Regions from separate parts of the Homo sapiens genome. Here region 2 is linked to region 1. Evidence: chromatin contacts called from ENCODE Hi-C or POLR2A ChIA-PET data. All regions are on one chromosome and are shown on one strand. Each heading gives the region's core, a stretch centred on a gene start or an enhancer-like site at or near the end of the contact. The rest is flanking DNA. Distances are from core to core; before and after follow the strand shown.

Region 1 (2,943 bases), core at 265-2,764:
GATTCTCTGCAAGGGAAATCCTCTGTGAGCAGGAAAGCAATGCTCAAGTTGGTAGGAAGAGAAAGTGGGAAGAGATGCACAGATATATGGATGTGAGGAGGGAGATCAGGGCCACTCAAAGCCTCACTTTTATCAGAACACAGAGGTGTGCTGGTCAGTAATTAACAACGGCCATTGGGGGCAGCTTGCAGGGAGCCCCTAATTTGGAGCATTTGCCAATTTCTGTAGTTGAAATACTCCCACCCTGGCTGATTTCCAGCTACCAAAATGAGGTTGCCAAGCCTAGGGTTGGGGAGAGAGGCGCCGCCCACTCTCCAGAGCAGGTGCATGCCAGCTCCAGTGAGACACGTGGGTTCCCTGGGGCAGGGCTGGAAAGGATAGACGGTCTTGGTGAAGCAACTTCCTCATCAGCGAGGTCAAGGCACGTGCTGGACATGGAGTGGACAGGCAAGAGGTGGGAGGCGGGTTGTTGAAGGGACCACACCAAAGCCTCAGGCAGTTGCTTCTCTTTGTCACAGACCCTGCAGGAGATTTTCCAGACTGAAATGACCATAGAATCCATCAAGAAGGCCATCAAGGACAAGACTGCCTTCCTGAAGGTGGCTCAGACCAGACTGGATGAGCGCACAAGACGGCCGAACATTGAGTTGTGCCGAGACATGGCTCAGCTACGGTAAGGTGGGAGGGGAAGGCTCGGGGCTCGCTCGGAGGGCCACCAGACCAACTGTGGTGCCTGGCTCTTTAGAAAGCTGCTTTCTGCCCATACGCAGCATGTAGGAGCCTTCTGTGAGAATGGTAGTAATGGGGAGATGTTGAATGCAGAAGAGTTTCAGTGTGGGATGATGAAACAGTCCTGCAGATGGATGGCGGTGACGGTTGCACCAACAGTGTGAATGTACTTAATGCCACTGATCTGTACACTTAAGATTGGTTAAAGTTTTATGTTATGTATATTTTACCACAAATCCTTAAAAAAGGAAAGGACATCAACGCTACACACACAAAAAGTGCTATTAAGCCTTTAACTCATTCGGGGAGGCCAGTGTGGTGTTCGGGTTCTTTTGCATGTTCTTGGAGTCTTCGGAGTTTCCAGAACTCCTGTCTTATAAGCAGCAGTTTGTGACTTTCTGTGTATTTCTCAGCATGGGGAACGCGACAGAAAAGGGACTTTCAGTACCAATTCCACTGACTCCTATCTACTCATTTGCTGTCTTTGTGACTGAGGATCTCATTTAAGTTTATTTCAATGTGTTTCATTCTCAGTAGAAATCAAAGCCAGCTGGTCTTCATCGAGCACAGCTCCTATATATACACAGCAGGAGGAATCTGACCCCACAGTTTATCTACTAAACACTACATGAATTTTATTATTATTTTCACTTTGAAGATTCATTTTGGGATGGACTTGTAATGAACTGGCCAAGATTCCCTCCCTACCCCCGCCACAATCCGGCTTCATTTCCAATTTCCCAATACCTGTGAGTCTGCCTTTTCTTTCTGGGTTTCATCATTGCTATTCTTAGGTCCTAAGATGCTCCATGCAGAAGTAAATCAACTTGATAGCAACTGGAGGAGCCAAGGGCAGTGCGTGAACTCCAGAAGCCTTTCTGGTGCAGTGGGGAGATGCCACTCGCTCTGCTTCCACGATAAAATTCTCTTATCTTGAAGGATTGATCCTAAGGATAAAATAAAGAAATAAGTGGTGGTTTGAGACAGTGGATTTCCTGAAATGGAAGGAAGGGGGATCTTGTGAGGCCAACATTGATGATGATGATAATAATAGTAAAGATAATGATGGCGATAATCAATGCAATGATAATAATAGCTGCTACCATCTCTTAACCTGACTCGATGCTGGGCACTGCCCTAAGCACTTTATACTATCTCATTCATTACCTTCATATTACAAGTGAGGAAACTGAGGCAGGAGTGGGTGAGTGGCTTGGCCCAGGCCACATTTAGTGGTGAGAGAGCTGCAGTTTGAGTCTTTGCCTGTCTCACCCCAGAGTTCTATTCCACCAAGCCATTTGCTTCTCTTTCTCCTGTGTTTTACGTTGTGTAATGCATTTACCATCCCCCTGTCAGGTACCTGATCTCATTTGAGAAGAGTTGGCAAAGTAAATGCTGCATGCTCATCTCCCTCTCACACAGAGGATGAAACTGAAGGTCACAGAGGAGATCATTATGATGAAACACCTTACGTGTATAGCACGCATGTTGTCTGTGTTGAGTGCCATGAAGCGTGCTTTAGGTTGTACGCAAATGATCTTCATTTCCAGGATGAGTTGTATTTCTCCTGGTGGAGCTGTTATCTAGGCCATAGCCACAGAAGAGATCACTCAGGCTGCATGTTTTTCAAAGTGGGTTCCATAGAACCCCTCTTCATGCACAGCTCATTATTTAGGATAAGCAGCTCTCCACTCCAGAGACTACATGGGCCCCTAGACAGCCAACTGGAGGCACCTCTCTGCTTTAGAAGAACCCAGCAGTGAGTGCACACCCACTTGGCCTATTAGAGTTAGATCACCAGTTTTGACTTTATGTAAATGTTATTAGGAGAAGCTGAACTGATGTTTCGTTCTCCAAAAATCTCTGCAGAGTCATCAAAAGTGGAGATGGGAACAAATAAATTGTTTATACTGCCGTTAGACAGACACAGGGTTGCTTTTAAAATGAGTTTTGGGTAGTGGTCTAATAGGACTTCGGAATTATCAAACAATGAGGCATTCACAGCTTCTCCTGAGGAGCTGAATGATTTTTACTCTTTTTTTTTTTTTTCCTATTCCTGGCTAAACAGAATTTGCTTTTCTTTCACTTCCTGCCGACTTCATGGTATGTCTATTTCCTCTGCTCCTTTACTGACTTTTGAACAAAACCTACTTTTGTTTCTGTCAAGTTTTCTTGTTAAAATATCCTTGCCAAAAATCTTTAGGATTATTATTG
Region 2 (2,943 bases), core at 222-2,721, 200 kb before region 1:
CATATCCAAGTAAATCTTAGCCTTGTCCAGAAGCAAAAGCCCCATGACCACGACTTCAATTCTGCCTCTCTTTTCTGGCCACTGCCTCTGTGTCACCAAACCCCAGGGACAAATTGGCAAAGACAAAGGTGGCTCTGAGAGGAAAAGGGAGGGAGAAAGGGTGTGAAACCCCACACATCATAGTCTTGTTCCTGTTGAAAATGCAGGAATATAAAGCCCAGTACCAGAGCTTCCCATTATTCAGGCCTAGGCTCCTGGTTCCTGGGCTGTCTAGTGGGTGAGGGCCCAGGGCCTGGAGGTGTTTCAGGATCCTCAGGCCTGATTTGGTGGACAGGACCATGTTCAGGGGAAAATGTGGGGATAGGGCTGCATGCTTGCTCTCAGGAGACTGGGCTCTTTTTTCTGAGTGTCCCTGAGAAACCATCCTTAGGTATTGGTACTACTCACAGGGTTGTGCCTAGCTTCCTGGCTTTGGAACTTCATTCACTTCCTCCCACCCTTCCCAGCCCTTCCATTCCCCCTCCCAAAAGGCTGACACCCACTCCTCCTAGAACCCTACCATAACTCACCATCCTACAAGAGCTTCCTTCTGTTTGGGATAGAACTTCGGTGGCCTGCATGCTAGCCATGAAGCCTTACGATGGCCTTTTCCTAACCATAACAACCACTTATTTCCACTTCATTTACTTTACATTTCCCTCTCCTCATAAGATTTCAGCAAACCATATACTTATAAGTCAACTTGCACAGAATCTCCTGCTAGCTTATTTTGGTGAACACAAAACTGAATGCAAAAATCCCCATCCTTCAAAGAATTTGACATTCTAATGTCACCAATTTTTCGACATGCTAATGCCAGCAATTTTTTTTGAAAGTTGAAATAGAACATAATAAGGCAACAAAACGAGACTAAGAGGGTTCTGCACCGTGTTCCAACAATCTTCAGTCCCCTTCACTGTTCATGTCTAAGCACTGAGGCGTTCTAAAGCAGGTCACCTTTTGCCTCAAGGACTTTTCTTGAAATATCATGGTCTTGCTCTGTCGCCCAGGCTGGAGTGCAGTGGCGTGGTCACAGCTCATTGCAGCTTCGACTTCCTGGGCTGAAGCGATCCTCCCATCTCGGCCTGTCAAGTAGCTGGAACCACAGGCGCGCCACTACACCTGGCTAATTTATTTTTATTTTATTTTTTGTAGAGACGGTCTCGCCACATTGCCCAGACTGGTCTGAAAGTCTTGGGCTCAAGAGATCCTCCCGCTTCCGCCTTCCAAAGCGCTGGGATAACAGGCGTGAGCCGCTGCCCGGGCCATCCCTCGAGGAAGTTTCATCAGGTAGACATTAATTCTTTCACGAGGATCACGGATCGAGCTCTTTACTGGAAACCTGCGCCCCGCCTTAGTTCTCCACCTCTTCGTGCGGCTCCAGGCAACTGCCAACAGATGGCGCCCGCCCGCCTATTTCTCTCCTTGCGGCTTTGGGCCTGGAGGGGAGGTGGGGAGAGTCCCAATAGCAGAGGAACTGGTGAGCCCGGGCCAAAATTTCATCTGGCATCCGGAATGCATTAAAAACAACCCACAAATCTGAAGCTCCTCGCAGGAGAGAGAGAGAGAGAGAGAGAGGAGAGAGAGGAGAGAGGAGAGAGGGAGGGAAGAGAGTGACGGAGAAGGAGAGAAAGAGACGGGAGAGAGGAGAGAGAAAGAGAGAGAGAGGAGAGAGAGAAAGAACGAACGAACAGGGAACTTGTAAAACTAAGGGGAAAAGGGCAGAAGAGAGGCAGCAGCGTGGTCCCTGCAAGCGTCCGCTTTCCTGGCCAAGCAGCCCCCAGCACGCCTGCTTTGTGGGGCAGGGCCATGCGGCCCCGAGGAAGGATGCGGTGAGCCAGAGGGTTCCAGACAAAGGAGGGGATCCCCAAGGCTCTGGGCCAGCCAGTCCCTGTTTTACTGGCACCACGGTCCCTCCTAGGCGAGGACGAAGAGGGAAGGGGTGGAGACCTCCACCTTCTCTGCGTGTGGCTGCGTCCCTTTACAGAATGACAGGCCCTTACTTCCGAGGGCGGGGACTAATGTGTAAGGCTTAACAGATCCAATTCCAGAAATTATCTGTGTTTTTTTCAATCACCCTCTTGTGCCCCCCCACCCCCCATTAAATTTCATCTTTTATCTTTTTTTGGGCCTTCGTAATGAAAAGTGGTTTTAAAGGTTGACCAGTTTTACTACTTAGTGCCTAACAGGCTGAGTGATTATACCGTTGAAGGAGGTCACAGCGGGAAGGACATGGAGAGAGATGGGGGGTCTGAGGCCTGGGGAGTGAGGTCTGGTTCCCTCTCCTCCCCTTGGAGCCAGAGGGCACCTTCGTGACTAAGAAGGGAGAGGATCTGGCCTTGTGCAGCTCTGCCCACTGAGAGGTAACACCTGTTCTCCAGCTGGGTGGCAGCTCCCTGAATCAGGCCAGTTTGTACTTTTTCACCTAACTCACATGATTTCCACTTCAGTCGCACTACCGCTGGCTGCCCCATTGTGGACAGCTTCATTAACCTCCGTTGCTCCTAAAGGCAGTCTTTTGATGGAAATGAGTGGCGGAAAAGGCTGAGAGCAACCAGGCCAGGCTCAGCCCACTTACTTACTATAGTTAGCCTCTCTGTTATGCCTCACTTACCCCAAGGACTCTCTGAGGAGTGGCCATTAGTCCTACAGCTCCTGAGTGCATATTGTGGCCAGTCCCACAAATGTGAAGTTCTCTTCTTTCCTCCGTGAGTCGTTGGGTCAAATAGAACTCTTGTTAATAGCTCACCAAGTCAGTTAAAGATTGGGAAGGTGGGCATTGTGAATTTGGGATTAAATAATGTCCAGGTGGTTAGAATGGACTTAAAGAGAAATAGAGAGGAAAAGGATCTAGTGGTCATAGTGAATCCCAAGTTGAAATGAGTCAACAGGAAGGGACAGTGA

Evidence for each region. Hi-C counts contacts between places; a loop is a spot of excess contacts on that map. ChIA-PET counts read pairs that join two places held with the same protein, here RNA polymerase II (POLR2A). Pooled maps may share reads with other maps.
Region 2: a loop to region 1 is called in a map of IMR-90, with 7 times the contacts of the local background. The contact joins two enhancer-like sites. A Hi-C loop is called at or near these places in 1 of 168 maps with a recorded cell type or tissue (IMR-90) and 3 of 50 pooled maps. POLR2A ChIA-PET finds 5 or more read pairs at or near these places in 2 of 52 experiments (H1 and IMR-90).

Annotation. Positions count from the first base shown.
Region 1 is chr17:15,306,394-15,309,336 of GRCh38, reverse strand. It overlaps TEKT3 (tektin 3), which reads left to right. Exons shown (of 9, transcript NM_031898.3): 8 at 519-673. It overlaps LOC124903932 (a long non-coding RNA gene), which reads right to left. Exons shown (of 3, transcript XR_007065634.1): 2 at 1,477-1,676. Among named protein-coding and RNA genes, the nearest start is that of TEKT3, 34 kb to the left of the region's middle. Within about 2 kb of position 1,514, at least 3 of the 41 ENCODE cell types and tissues checked have a DNase peak (open chromatin) inside an H3K27ac peak, as active enhancers do.
Region 2 is chr17:15,501,484-15,504,426 of GRCh38, reverse strand. The region is part of intron 4 of TVP23C-CDRT4 (TVP23C-CDRT4 readthrough); the gene reads left to right. It also overlaps a transcript of TVP23C not described here. Among named protein-coding and RNA genes, the nearest start is that of CDRT3, 32 kb to the right of the region's middle. Within about 2 kb of position 1,471, at least 19 of the 41 ENCODE cell types and tissues checked have a DNase peak (open chromatin) inside an H3K27ac peak, as active enhancers do.